Regions from separate parts of the Homo sapiens genome. Here all the other regions are linked to region 5. Evidence: chromatin contacts called from ENCODE Hi-C or POLR2A ChIA-PET data. All regions are on one chromosome and are shown on one strand. Each heading gives the region's core, a stretch centred on a gene start or an enhancer-like site at or near the end of the contact. The rest is flanking DNA. Distances are from core to core; before and after follow the strand shown.

Region 1 (2,520 bases), core at 1-2,500, 750 kb before region 5:
ACTGCCTACATCTGGATCGGAGCCCACTGCCAAGGAAGAGGGTGTCTCTCTGAGTTCAGACGTAGCACAGGAACAATTTGATGACGTTTGGTCTGTCTGGTCACTGAAAAAGAGTTCCTTGAGGTTCCAGGAAAACGAATTCACATCAACCTCCTGGGCCTCCACTGCTTCCAGGCCCCCAGGGAGGTCCGTGGCCAAGGCATAGCAGGCTGAGGAGCTGCCCGTGCAGCCACCGCACAGGTCTCTGCCTCCCAGATCGCAGGACGACACAGGAGCGGTGACAGCCTGGCACTCTGTCGGAACGAGTTCGGCGTGGGGGACATCCAGGGCTCCTGCAAGGCTCAACTGGGACAGCTGCTCCTTAATCAAGCAGGTCTGCAGCTCTTCTCGGTCGTTTTCCACTCCCAGCCACGGCTCATCTAGAGTAGGTGTCCCAAACGAGAGGCCTGCCATCCCAGAGGGGCTGGGGGCCAAGTCCTGGCTTCGCCACCACAAGCCCCATTCACTCCCATAGCAAGGGCAGTGCATCAGGAGGCTGCCCCCCGCCAGCTGACCCTTGGCCTGGGGCTTGGCCACGGCAGCCCCAGCCCAAAGGTCTGAACCGCTGGGACCACTGACTCCCATCCGCTCTAGCTGGGCCTTCTGACACAGGCCACACATGCCAGCATCACTGCCCCCATCCTCAGCTGGGACTGGAGCTTCAGAATCTTCGCAGGAAGCAAATGGCTTCACATCCACTGGTTCAGACCTGCTTTCTCCCAGAAGATCCTGTCCGGGGCTCTCTATTGCCACAGGTTCCTCTCTCCCCAAGGCAGTGATTTGCTGGTCCTTGGGCAGCGCCTGTTCACCGTGCACTGGCAGGCTTCCTTCTGGGACATTGTCCACCCTGGGGATAATGACATGGGTGACCATCATGTAGGGCCACAGATGAGTCAAAAGGAGAGATTGCACCGATTCTCCATTAGAACTAAGTACAAAGCATTTAATGCCACCAATTTATAACAAGAAAAAGACCAAATTTTGTGACCAAGTTAAAAAATAAAGCACTTAGTCTCAAATTTCTCCAAATTAAGTCCACATTTAGAAATGATTTTGCAGAGAATGCTACCAAAAGCCCAACAGTAAAGTACAGGAGAACTTGCCAATGCTTTGGTCAGCGCTCTCGCTTCATCTCAGGGCCCCCAAACCCCCCGTCAGCCGTGCAGCCTAGCCTCGGCCCCACCTGCAAGGGGAAGTCCGTGCTGCTGCCTTGAGGAGGTGTGAGAGGAAACGAGAGAGAGATTGGAGAGTCCCTGGTAAACTCCACAACAGTAAAAAAACAACTGATTGACTACAAACACCATCCGATTTCACAGCCGACTAGGGAAATGGCTCTCAGATTTGGGAAATGGCTCTCAGATGGGGCCCACACAGAAGGGGCCAGGGGCCAGGGGGCCGGGCGTGGTGGCTCACGCCTGTAATCCCAGCACTTTGGGAGGCCGAGGTGGGCAGATCACTTGAGGTCAGGAGGTTCGAGACCAGACTGGCCAACATGGCAAAGTCCTGTCTCTACTAAAAATACAAAAATTAGCCCGGTGAGGTGGCAGGCACCTATAATCCCAGCTACTTGGAGGCTGAGGCAGGAGAATGGTTTGAGCCTGGGAGGCAGAGGTTGCAGTGAGCTGAGATTGTACCAGCTCACTGGTGAGATGGGTGACAGAGTGAGACTCCGTCTCAAACACAAACAAAAAAAGAAGGGGACACGGGCCGAAAAAGAGAGAGGAGGCTGGTGAGGGCGGCTCCTAAGAGGTGGCACACAATGTCCTCCAGCATTCAGCACATGGTGACCCATGAGGAGGCTGCCACAGTCCAGACAGGATGATCACAGAGCCAAGGGACCCAGGCCTCCTGTCAGCCCAGCCACTGGCCTCCACATGACAGACTGACACTGGGCACCAGATGCACAGAATGTGACCGCACCACCTCACTCGGGGACAGACACACAGGTTAACATCAGCAACCTAATAAAGGTATACCAGAGGCTCAGAAAGAGGACAGGATCGGGCACAGTGGCCCACACCTGTAATCCCAGCACTGTGGGAGGCTGAGCCCAGGAGTTCGAGACCAGCCTGGGCAACATAGTGAGACCTCGTCTCTACAAAACATTTAAAAATTAGCCAGCGTGGTGACACACACCTGTAGTCTCAGCTACTTGGGAGGCTGAAGCGGGAACCTCGCTTGAGCACAGGAGTCTAGGCTGCAGTGAGCTGTGATCGCACCACTGCACTCCAGCCTGGGCAATGGCCAAGACCATCTCAAAAAAAAAAAGACGGAAGAGGAAGGATACAACCCAAGGGTGGGTTCCACAGAGAAAGGGATTGTGAGCCAAGTTCTGAGGAAAAGCAGTTTTCTGAGGGGAACTGAGGGGGAGGCTGAGGGTCTGCGTCTGCCTGCCTCTCTCCCTCCATGTCTCCCGCCTCTCTCCCTCCATGTCTCCCATCTCTCTCTCCCCTGTACCTCCCTCTCCCGCTCTCCATCCAT
Region 2 (2,700 bases), core at 182-2,681, 570 kb before region 5:
CATGTCAAAAAATCAAAATATAAACCTAAGCACTACGTTTCATCCAGTGTTTCAGCATCCCAGATTTGCTTCCCTAAATGAACATTAAGCTTATTATGCAATGTGCCGCTACCAGGAGCCTTAGACAAAACCCTAATTGTGACTTAACCTATCTTAATAGGGTTTTAAGGAAGTTAGCTGCTAAGAAAGTGACTATCCTTAAGCAGACACCAAATAAATGTGAAGTCATTGATTGAGGGCTTAGGGTATAGGTAGCTATGAATCTGAGGACATAAAACGCAAAACTGAGGGGCAAATCGTCATGTTCCTTAAGATTACGACTCATCCACATTCCTTCAGCCGTTTAATTTCACCATAATAGGCACTGTTTAATAAGCAAAGCCCAAGTCGACTTCCTTCGATTTTACATGGCGTCCAAACACCATGTCAAGTCTGACCCTCTCATTTTTTAAGTCGAATGGAGAGGATATGTAGCAGCTAGCCTTGAGCACCTAACCACTTTTCAAAGGAGCTACGCACAAAAATACCCTAGCAACATGCCACGGTGTCAGAAAGGCTCAGGTTCCCAACACCATGCGGGTCAGCCATTAGGAACTCAGGAAGTGTTTCCTCTAAGCGGGGGAAACCTAGGAAGGCTTCCTGAACGAGGGGTATTTGCGCCAAGCCTTGACGTGAGTCTCGAACAGTTGCAGTGCCTCCAGGCCACGCGGGAGGGAGGAAAGGACACCCCGGGCCGGGGCACAACCCGCGGGCCGGAGCCGCCCGCGCCCATCCCGCTCAGGCCGCAGCCAGGCACGGCACCCTCCCGTCCCCGAGCCACGTCGCTGCTCGTGGGCTCGCGGAGCACTCCCCAGGTCTCACCTCGGGCCCCACACCAGAAGGAGAAAGCTAGGGGCCGCGCCAGCTCCGCCCTCCCCCGCGGGGCGGCGGGCCCCAGCCCGGGCACAGGAAGGCCACGTCCCCGGGGAGGGACGCCCGACTCGATGGTCTGCGCAGGGCCCGTCGGCCCCACGTGACGTGCGCGCAGCCAATCCCAGAGAGGCCCCCCGATCATCGAGACGGCGGCGGTGGTGGGCTAGACGAGTTTCGCGCGGCCGCTCGCCGTCCCCCGCCCAGTCGTACTCGGCGCCCCAGCTCGGTGCTGCCGCCATCTTCTTGGAGGACAGGAGGAGAGGCGAAGGCTCCCCCTCCCCGTGATCGCTCCGCACTCCCGCCACCACCTGCCCTCCCGCGACCGCCTCTCTCCTCCTCAGTGGGCACTTGTCTCCTTCTAACAAACGGCCTTCCCCCCACTCCAGTTACCCACCGCAAGGCGAAGATTCTCATTACCTGTTCCACTCTTATAAGCATAAGAAAACCGAGCTCATAAGGTAGGAACTGTGGCGAAACAGGGACAAGCCGCCATCTTGGTAAAGGAGAAGAGGCTACGCTTGACCTCCCCCCCCACCCCCAGCCTCTATATGGCCAACTGCCGTGGGAGGAGCACGGCGCTTGCGCAGAGGCGGACAACGCGGACGACTCTGGGCTTGCGCACTCGGAAGCCGGCCGCATGGGGGAGGGGAAGAAGGCCAGGTCGCACTGAGCCAGGAAGCAGTTGGCAAAGGGGCGGGGTGACGCGGTGACGCAATCCGCCTGCGCGCTGGGCGGGGCGGGGCGGGCTGGGGCGGGCTGTGAGCGGACCGCGAGCGCTGGGCGGGTCCGCGGCGCGGTCGGTCGGCGCCTGTTCTCGGGCTGTTTGGCGGGTGAGTGTCTCGCCGGTGTACCCCGCACAAGTTGTGGGCCGGCCCTCCCGAGGAGCTGCGGGGGACGCGCCGCTCGTCCCATACTCTCGGGCGGTGGTCGGCTGGCTCTGGGGTGCCGGCGGGGCGGTGTGGGGGAGGGGCGGCCGAGCCCAGGCTCTTCGGCACTTATCGTGGGCTCCCCCGTCCCGGGCGGTCCTAGTGCCGGCGACAGTGGCTCCGACACGGGCAGGCCCGGGCGCGGGAGTGGGGATTCCGGTGACCCCTTGTTGACCCTGCGGGAATTCCTCTGCACTGTCGTCGGTGCTGGGCCTCGGGGCGTCGAGTGCGGTCGAGGTCGGGAGGTTTGGTGCTTGGAGGGAGGATACAGGTTTAGGCCCGACAAACACTTAGAGCTTGTGTGGCCATCTTGTCTTTCTAACGGTGCCATTTCCTCCCTGAGGCGTGGAGGACTGGCCAGCCCCCAAACCTCCAAGCCCATCGGCTGGATGCCGTGGATAAGCGAGGGGAGAGCGACTAGGCCCTGTCTGCGGGTACCTTCGGCGAGGAGAGGCGACGAAGGTCTGCACCAGCGAGGCACGGACAGGCAGCAGGGGGTAGGGTATAGGGTTGGAGGCCGCCGAGTTGGCCCGGGGATGAGGAGCAAACCTGTGGCTTCCGTGGTCTCAGTGGAGTCCCAACTGTGACCTGGCCTACTGGCCCAGACAAACCTGGCTTGCTTTTTTACCTTTTCGGTCTAATTCTTGTCAGTGCCACCAGACCTTGTCCTCTCTCCACGGAAACACACGAACCAACTACACTGAACTTCTTGTAGTTCAAACTTCTGCACCTTTGGCCATTGCCCAAACTCTTAAATCTGGCTACTTCCCACCTTAACTGCCTTCTCCTTACCTAGTCTGTGCTTGTGGGATTCCGCCCAAATTAGATTTCCTCCAGACAGGCTTAGGTGTTTACCTGATGT
Region 3 (2,700 bases), core at 54-2,553, 730 kb before region 5:
CCTAATGGTGCCACCGAGTAACCATATTCCCATTGCTAGTTTTGATTCCAGAAGACACAAGTGACCCCACCTCAGACCAAACAGAAGCAAGGACAACTTTGCAGGGAGCATCTCGGCGAACTTCTAGAAGCAACTGTCCCCCTCCCACCAGAACATAAGCTAAGAAGCAAACAGCTCCCATTGCTGTCAGCACAGCTGTACAACAAAAAGGAGAACCAGTTTCAGGATGAGGCCAACAAGGTGAACAGTGCAGTAGAACACAGCAAGGATGTCAGTCCTGGAGGAGGCACCTGCAGAGCCGGGCCCTACCAAGCAGAGTGAAGAAGTCTTTCAGAGGCAAAGCCTCCCAGAGAGGAGTTCAGTACCCAGAAGAGTAGGTGGACGTGGGCCTGGAAGGGCCAAGCATGAGCCCAGAGCCTCCTATGCCTGCCCAAAGTCTTAATTTTATCCCCAAAATGAACTTTTAAGGATTCAATGCTTAGGAGTAACATGGCCAGATATGCATTTTACAAAGATTACTCCAGGGACCATGTCGGTGCAAGGCTGGAAAGCAGGAGAAAGGCTACAGTAATCCAGGCAAGAAATTATAAAGTCTTAAATTAAGGTAGCAGCAGAAAGATGAAGAGAGGGAACCCCTAAGAGAAAAATGGACATCGAATGGTACTGAGATGCGGAAGGTAAGGACGAGAAAGGCCTCAAGACGGCAGCGCAGGCCCCTGCCGTACTCTGGGAAAGAAAAATTAGTGAAAAAATTAAGGCTCAAGTCCAGGTCTTTGCTGTAACCACGAGCGCCGGCGGCGCGCGCCCCCGACCCCGCGGCGCCGGCTGAGCCCGCAGGGACCCACACGCCCAGTGCAGGAGGCTGGCGGGATCCGGGCTGGTTCTCCTGGAGCTCGCCCCGCAGGGCCGGCTGCGGTGAAGAGAGCGCAGGGTCCCGAGGCGACCCGAGGCGCGGGGCCTCGGCGCCCACCGGGCAGGCTACACTGAAGGGCACCCCGAAGACGCTGGGGGCGCGGGGCCCAGGGCCAACGGCCGCAACCCCGCCGCGATTTGGGCACGGAGAGGACGCGGGCTCGGCGGTGCGCGAAGGGCGACGGGCGCAGGGGCGGGAGACCCGGGGTCGGGCTGGTCTAAGAGTCGGGCGGCGGATCCTCCTGGGCCAGGGGCGCGGAGCCGCGCAGGCCCCACAGCCGCCCTGGGGAGATGGCGGAGCCCGGCCCGCTCTCCCGAGCGCAGGTATCTCACCTGGATCAGGCGAGGGTCACGCCAAGCCGGCTACACACCACGGAAAGGAGCCCTTCCGCGCTTTTATCCCACCGACCAATCGCACAGCGACTAGCACCGATTGACAAGCTCCACGGACCAGCCACTTGCGCGTATGGGCGGGACTAAGCTAGCCAGAGTCTAGAAGCCCGCGCTAAGGGTTGCTAGGGACGCACCAAACACCCCTACGGCGCTTCGGAGGAGCCAAAGGAATAATGGGCGCCTCCGCCCCCGGGCCGGGCAGATGCGGTTTCCTCCCGACTCGCGATCAAAATGGGTGAGTAGCGCAGAGCTCGCCTCTTGGAGGCCTCTTTCTGAAGGCGGAGGACGCGGGGCGGCTCGTTCATGGGCCGGGTGGCTCCGCAGGGTAGACGAAGGCTGCAGCGTCCGCACTGGGCTGGGAACGACTTGCAAGGGGAGCCCAGCTGGCGCCCCGGAGCCAGCCAGCTGGCTAGCGGCCCCACCAGCGCAAGTGCCCCGCACCTGCCCGCCTGCTCCGAGCGTCAAGAGAAGGCGGCATTTCGCATGGGTAAAATCCGCGCGGGGACGCCGGGAGAATGTTGTTGCTCTTGCCGTTCGGCCCATTGTACAGACGCAGCCAGCGAGGCTCGCAGAGGTCAGGGATGCACGTAGGACTGGCCCGCACCTTGCAGCCACGGAAAGATCCGCCTGGCCCGCGGCCCCTCCACGCCTCCGAGGTCGAGACAGTGACATAAGTCAACTCTCAAGCCCAGGGCGTCTCTCCACTCTGCCTAGACGTCCACTCCGTCTGCCTGCAGCTACGGCTCTGTGCGTCCCGCTTCGACTCCCTCTGCTTTCCTTCCCAGCTTCTCGCCTCCAGACTGTTCCGGCTCCGCCGCCTGAAATTACCTGCTCTGGGGGAGGCGCGGCGCGCGGCCTCATGACGGAACTACAACTCCCATGAGGCGCTGGGCCCACGCAGGCGCGGCGCGGCTGAAGTCGCCGCGCCGGAATCCCATTGGCAGGGCCGGCTCTGAGGCGGGAGCCCTGATTGGCTGAGGGGTCTGAGGCGACAGATTCCGGAAAGGGGAAGAGCAGCCAACATGGCGGCGGAACGCGGCGCGGGGCAGCAACAGTCGCAGGAGATGATGGAGGGTGAGCGGCCCCTGCGGGCGGCGGCCCAAGGGCCCAGCGGGCGGGGGGAGCTGCGGGCTGGAACTGCTCCGTGCCTGAGAGAAACTCCACGTCCTGCCTCTGGCCGCCGCCGCGCGGCCCCCTGACAGCTGACAGCCGGACCCGGGGGAGCGGGGGAGGCGCTGGACCTCGGGGGAGCCCCGGCCCGGGGGCGGCAGCGGCCGGGAAGGACCCAGAGCTAGGGGGAGAGCGGCGGCGCGAGGCCAGGCCGGGGGTGGGGCTGAATGGGACGCGGTGGCTCCATTCAGTCCAGTTGGAGCCTCGCCCCGAGCCTCTGAGATT
Region 4 (2,700 bases), core at 133-2,632, 610 kb before region 5:
TTCAGCAACCCCAGGACAGCGCCAGGCAACTCCACTTGCTATCTGAAGTTCCCAGGATACCTTGGGCAGGCCTAGATACCCAAGAACAGAGGCTAACATCGGGTATCTCAGATTCTCACTGGATCTAACAGTACTGTCCAAATCAGGATTGAAAGGAACCTCAGATATTAATCTAATCCCATTTCTTAATACCACCAGGGACAGGAAATTCATGGCCTTCTCAGGGCCCGGGTCCACCCCTGCATGGCTGTAAACGCTCCACCTCAAGTTATGACAAAATCTACAACTTCTTTCCCCTTTCTGGCCATGGAGAACAAGTCCGCTCTCCTCCAAGGCTCCTTCTGGTAGGTGAGCCCTATCTCCTGTCTCCTTCAGTCCCTCCCATATGGCCCCAGTCCCTTCGTGATTCTGGCTCTCCCAACTACTTTTCCCATAGGAAGCTCGGATCAATCAGTGTCCAGGTCCACCTAATGTAAACCTCAAACTATACTGAACCTGGACTTTTAATTTTGTTTCCCAGAGTGCAAACATCCAAAGCAAAAAAGGTCACATCTCAGAATTTAACTTTCAGCAAACAGAACTAGAACTAAAGGAAGGAGGGCAGGAACCAAGACCCCTTTCCGCCCTAATACGTGTAGAGCAAAACGTGGAGTCCTGACAGAGCTGTGTGTTGCGTGGGAAACCTGGTGCTTACAAGTTTAGCACAAGTCTAACAGGTTTCTGACAGCAACAAAAAAGGCTTCACATGAGGGGTTCTACTTTTTTGCTTTTAAACGAGGAAGTAATTAAGTTGATTCCCTTGTGATAAGTTTTGCCAACTACATATTCAAGGGGCAACAGTCTTCGAAGAGAATTATCAGTAATACTCCAGGAAGAATTTCATTTCAGCCTCAGTTAATGAGACCCGCAAGTGCTTTAAAGCACCAGACAGGACCGGGTATGGAGGGCACCAAAAAAGCCTCCGGCTGAAACCCAGACTTCTCCTCTTCCAAAACTAAAATTACTCAAGACCACAAACCAAAGTTCAGAATGGGAAAATAAAATCCTGATCCACTCAGAGATCACAAGATCGAAATCTAGGAGAGACCACAGGCGACTGGCGAGCAGAAGGCAGGCTCCGCTCCGCACTTCTCACCAAGTTCTGGAAGTCGGCACCCATCCTGCATGGAGGAACTTTCGCAGATGCCACCTCAGCACGGCCCTCCCACAGGCCACGAGGGCCCGCGGGCGGGGACAGGCTTAAAGGGACAGCAACCCCTCGGCCTCCCCGCCTTTCATCCAAATTCGGTACTTTTCCGTAATGTATTTTTCATCCACGACCCTGGGGCACGTCCAAGTTGCACTCCAGGCCCAAGAAGAGCAGCTTTCCCCACCCCCGAACACGTAGACTGACGCGGGCCCCGCGCGGCAGGTGGAGGTGCTGCGGGGGCCCCGCCGCCCGGTCTGCGCCCAGACCCCCGCCCCGCCGCCACCTGGGGGGAAGGACCCCGCTGGCCTCCCAGGGACCCCCACCCTGGCCGCACACGGCGCCCCCGCCGGAGCGGGGGAGGGGAGGGCCGGCCCCGCCAACGTCAGCGACCTGGGCTCAGGTCGGCCGCCCCTCCGCGCCGTGCGGCCACGGCACCAGGGGTGCCCCACCGAAGCCCCGGGAGGAGGCGGGGGAGCCCAGCTTGCAGCCAAGAGCGGCCCAGCGGCGCCACCGGACTTGAGAAAGTTTGTGCGCGCCCCTCCGCGCCACGGCCACGCGCAGAAGAGACTCGGAGCCGGCCCCAGGTCTGGCCCGGAACCGCCACGCGCGGTAAGCAGGACACCCGCGGGCGGGGGCCGCAGCCTGGGGCCCGGGTGGGGGCCGCGGCACCCGGGCCCCTCCCCCTCCGCGGCCTCCACGTCAGCAGCCACCCCCCACCCCCCCGCCCGGCAGCCCGCCCGCCCCGTCCGCCCGCCCGCCCAGGCCTCCCAGCCCCGTGTTGCGCGCTCACTCGTGGGCCCCCGCCCGCTGGTCCTGCCGCTGGCTTACTCGCCCCCCGCGCGGGAGAAGCCGGGACGCTCCGAGGCGCGGCGCCCGGGCCCCGGCTGCTATATAGGGCGGCGGCCCAATCCCGCCTGGACACGTCAGCGCCCGCCCGCCCCGCCGCTGGGGTCCCCGCCGCCCCGGGCCGCCCAGCACCCGGGAGGCCCACCCAACTGCAGGCGTGGTTCTGCATCCTTTTTTCGGGTGGGGAAGGCGGTGCCGAGGAGTTGGGAAATTAATCACCTCCAGAAAGCAGAGGGAGCGCGCCCCGCAAGAACCCGAGTGGAAACAACCGAAGACCAGAAAGGGAGCAGGAAGGACGGCTGCTCTGGAAGCAGATGTCACCAGTACCGCCCACCTCCCCAAAATCAGAAGAAAAACCTCAAAGGATGCCCACCACATCGTAAACGGATGGCCACACTGGCACGAGGTCCTACAGCGCAGTGAGGCTCCCAGGCGGCTCCAGGGCTTTCATTCCCTCATTCCTGCGTGCCTATTCCTTATGTCCCTCACTTTTATAAACTATCCCCACCCGATTCCTTGGCAATCAACTTAATCTCCCCCCCAAAATGTAAAATCCCCTTCCTTTAAAGCGTGTATTACTTATGGCTCCATCTCTACATAGATGTATACACGCAAAAGAACCGGTGTGTGGCCTCTGAGCCCACGGTGGATACGCAGGACTGGGC
Region 5 (2,700 bases), core at 113-2,612:
TAGTTGGAGCAGAGAACCAATTCCAGACACCCAGAGACATTTAGATAACTCATTACTAGGGTCCTGGCCCTGGGATCACTCCCAGGACTAGTTCTGTGTCTGTCCAGGTGTGATCCAGGAGTGCAGTGACGGATGTGGATGTGGGATTGGCACAGGACTTCCGCCAGCAGAAGAAAGGAAGGGAGGGGAGGGGAAGAGAGGGCAGGGGAGCAGAGCGGAGGAGAGAGGGGAGCAGTCTTTCCAGCTGGGGCTGGCCTAGGCTGCTGGGTCATTTGGGAAGAAAAGGTGATTTGGACTCAGGGAGACTGAGGGTGCCCTCGGGCCAGCATCTGAGGAGAGTGACAGGGGTTTCCTGGCTCCACAGCCCCAGGTGGCCTTGGTGGGTGCAGGCAGAAAATGACCTTTTCAAGTCCAGTTCCAACCCAGAGGGGGTTCCTAGACCCAGCGCCAATCAAGGGGCACCAGGGAGGCAGCAGAGGTTCCCGCAAATCCAGAGCAGAGTGGCTGCCAGACACCCCACATCCTCTTCGCAGCAGACTGAAGGCCACCCCACACTTGGAGGAGCCCGGGTGAAGCATCTGGGGAAGACCCTCAGCCCTGGGAGAGTCCCTCCAGGGGTGAGCAGGTGGGCTGCCCCTCAGGGTGCGGCTCATTTCGATGTAAGTTTTATAAAATAAGAAAAGGCGCCCTATAGCACCCCTTTGGGAGCCTCGTGTCACCTCCAAACATATACCTCGCTTCCAGGTCAGAAGTAGTGAAATGACCATTGCCAATGCAAATGGAACTGCCTTAGGACACATGGGGGAGGTTAGGGCCTGCTGTGGGGCCTTATGGTGGGCCCCGAGGGGCCCCGCACACCTGTGCTCACCTCCCAGGTCATCGCTGGGCCGCCTCTGTCCCCTGGGAGGCTCTGCCTCGGGGAGCCCTCTTCCCAAGCTCCCAGCAATGACTTCCAGGCCTCCCTCAGCATCAAGAGGAGCCACGTCTTCTTCTTGTGACCCAGCAGTATAATTCACCCTAAATAATGGCAGAATGGGTTGTGTGTAGTCTTTAAAAGTCAAAACAATTTTGCACACAACAGGAGTCATTCAGCAGTGGCTAACACTCTCCTGACCTGTGTCGGCGCTGGGCTCCAAGGTGTACCTCCGCACGCATGGGGTTAACTACGCCCCCATGACCATTCCCTGCAGGAGGGGCGGGACAGAGGACTGCGTTATGTTTCTCCTAAAAGAAAATCATGAAAGTCACACACTCCAGGTGCCACACTTATTATGGAGGGAGGGAAAGCAGATGAGCGGGCGGGAAAACTAGCGGGCTTGCCACGCCCAGGCAGCGCTGCTCGGGTTTCCGCTTCCTCCGCCCCTTCCTTTTTCTCTGTGCATCCTCAGTGACGCGGGGCACAGCTCTGCCCGGGGGCCTACCAGAGCCCACCTGGACCCCACACTGGGTCAGCCCTGGTGCGGAGGAGGCCGCTGTAGGTGGGCACGGGGCAGCACGCGTTAAGGGGCTGGACGGGGGGTGGCCATGCGTGTGAGGGCGCTGAGCAGGGGCGTGCCCATACGTGTGAGGGGGCTGGGTAGGGGCGTGGCCCAGCGTGTGTGTGTGTGTGTGTGTGTGTGTGTGTGTGTGTGTGTGTGTGTGGCTGGACAGGGGTGTGGCCACGCGCGAGGGGGCCGTGCAGGGGGCGTGGCCACGAGCGAGGAGACTAAGGGGCGTGGTCACGCGTGTGAGGGGCTGGGCTAGAGGAGTGGCCCTGTGTGCGGGGGCTGGACGGGGGCGTGGTCATGTGCGAGGAGGCTGAACAGGGGGCGTGACCACGTGTGGAAGGGGGCTGATCGGAGGTGTGGCCACATGTAAGGGGGCTGGGCAGGGGGTGTGGCCACGTGTGAGGGGGGGCTGGGCCGGGGCGTGGCCACACGTGTGCTGGCTCTGCTGTGGGCTTCCTTCCCTTCCTGTGCAGGTGGTGGTGCCCTCTGCGCCTTCACTGGGGCCCAGCCAAGTAACTGAATCCAGCCAGGAGCAAGGGCAGACGCTGGCACAGGTCCTGCCACTGTCCCCAACCTGGGTTTCAACACAGCTGAGGCCTGGCATAGTCTTTCTGGGCGCCTCTGGCTGGCTCGGTCTGAAAGGTGGGACAGATGCAACTGGGGCCTCCCCGGGTGCAGCGTGGGTGGCTCCTGGCTGGGGAAGTGAGAAGCCCTCCGTGCGGTGTCTCTGAAGCAGCCCCAGGCCAAGGCTGTGGCGTGCTTGGTGGTGCTGTAGGCCCAAGATGTTTATGGGTCGAGGGTCCCCGGGGCCGGGATTCTGATCCCTGGTGAGAGGTGGCTGGGAGGAAGTCCAGACGTGTCCTGAGTGGCCATTCCTCACACTGAGGTGACACCGCCTCTCCAAACACGTGACGTGGCTGGAAGCAGATGCTGCTGTCCGGTTCTCCCTCCTCTCCGTCCCTGGCTGGGACATGTGGATCTCACCCGCAGCCACTTTCTTCTGGCCTCTGTCCCCCTGCCTGGGACACGTGGACCTCACCCCCAGTCTCCTTCTCTCCTCTGCCCCCCGCAGGCGCGGCCAGGTCACAGTCGGCACCAGAAGTTTGGCAGATCTCAGTGAGGCGTTAGTTTGCATTTCCTTGTGACGGGTGAGTTGAACACCCTTTCATGAGTGTATTGATCACTGTGTACCTTCTTTGTTGAAATGTCGTCA

The links. Hi-C counts contacts between places; a loop is a spot of excess contacts on that map. ChIA-PET counts read pairs that join two places held with the same protein, here RNA polymerase II (POLR2A). Pooled maps may share reads with other maps.
Region 1: a pooled map shows a loop between it and region 5 (8-fold over the local background). The contact joins the enhancer-like site here to the promoter of LINC01237 in region 5. A Hi-C loop is called at or near these places in 2 of 37 single-sample maps with no recorded cell type and 6 of 50 pooled maps.
Region 2: a loop to region 5 is called in a map of CD4-positive, alpha-beta T cell, with 5 times the contacts of the local background. The contact joins the promoter of HDLBP here to the promoter of LINC01237 in region 5. A Hi-C loop is called at or near these places in 4 of 168 maps with a recorded cell type or tissue (CD4-positive, alpha-beta T cell, CD4-positive, alpha-beta memory T cell and naive thymus-derived CD4-positive, alpha-beta T cell), 18 of 37 single-sample maps with no recorded cell type and 17 of 50 pooled maps. POLR2A ChIA-PET finds 5 or more read pairs at or near these places in 3 of 52 experiments (A549, activated CD4-positive, alpha-beta memory T cell and activated T-cell).
Region 3: a map of OCI-LY7 shows a loop between it and region 5 (3-fold over the local background). The contact joins the promoter of PASK here to the promoter of LINC01237 in region 5. A Hi-C loop is called at or near these places in 2 of 168 maps with a recorded cell type or tissue (OCI-LY7 and naive thymus-derived CD4-positive, alpha-beta T cell), 6 of 37 single-sample maps with no recorded cell type and 12 of 50 pooled maps. POLR2A ChIA-PET finds 5 or more read pairs at or near these places in 1 of 52 experiments (activated naive CD4-positive, alpha-beta T cell).
Region 4: a loop to region 5 is called in a pooled map, with 15 times the contacts of the local background. The contact joins the promoter of HDLBP-AS1 here to the promoter of LINC01237 in region 5. A Hi-C loop is called at or near these places in 6 of 37 single-sample maps with no recorded cell type and 10 of 50 pooled maps.

What each region holds. Positions count from the first base shown.
Region 1 is chr2:241,126,566-241,129,085 of GRCh38, forward strand. It overlaps PASK (PAS domain containing serine/threonine kinase), which reads right to left. Exons shown (of 18, transcript NM_015148.4): 10 at 1-886. Among named protein-coding and RNA genes, the nearest start is that of PASK, 22 kb to the right of the region's middle. RefSeq lists enhancers at 91-260, 724-893, 1,107-1,416 and a silencer at 1,557-1,606. Within about 2 kb of position 1,251, at least 7 of the 41 ENCODE cell types and tissues checked have a DNase peak (open chromatin) inside an H3K27ac peak, as active enhancers do.
Region 2 is chr2:241,314,241-241,316,940 of GRCh38, forward strand. HDLBP (high density lipoprotein binding protein) reads right to left here and starts at 1,432. Exons shown (of 28, transcript NM_005336.6): 1 at 1,330-1,432. SEPTIN2 (septin 2) reads left to right here and starts at 1,685. Exons shown (of 13, transcript NM_004404.5): 1 at 1,685-1,742. RefSeq lists enhancers at 408-457, 1,338-1,387, 1,408-1,507, 1,433-2,157, 2,148-2,207 and 1 more and silencers at 688-1,067, 1,608-1,957.
Region 3 is chr2:241,148,169-241,150,868 of GRCh38, forward strand. PASK (PAS domain containing serine/threonine kinase) reads right to left here and starts at 1,304. Exons shown (of 18, transcript NM_015148.4): 1 at 1,246-1,304. PPP1R7 (protein phosphatase 1 regulatory subunit 7) reads left to right here and starts at 2,299. Exons shown (of 10, transcript NM_002712.3): 1 at 2,299-2,379. The coding sequence starts at 2,328. RefSeq lists enhancers at 258-417, 1,931-2,090 and silencers at 671-720, 771-830, 891-1,250, 2,381-2,700.
Region 4 is chr2:241,270,782-241,273,481 of GRCh38, forward strand. It overlaps HDLBP-AS1 (HDLBP antisense RNA 1), which reads left to right and starts at 1,383. Exons shown (of 2, transcript NR_168372.1): 1 at 1,383-2,700. The region is part of intron 1 of HDLBP (high density lipoprotein binding protein); the gene reads right to left. RefSeq lists an enhancer at 1,197-1,276 and silencers at 1,417-1,726, 1,997-2,276.
Region 5 is chr2:241,880,001-241,882,700 of GRCh38, forward strand. It overlaps LINC01237 (long intergenic non-protein coding RNA 1237), which reads left to right and starts at 1,363. Exons shown (of 4, transcript NR_110220.1): 1 at 1,363-1,478; 2 at 2,560-2,635. LOC105373978 (a long non-coding RNA gene) reads right to left here and starts at 1,327. Exons shown (of 3, transcript XR_924077.3): 1 at 1,115-1,327; 2 at 869-1,017. RefSeq lists an enhancer at 793-1,383.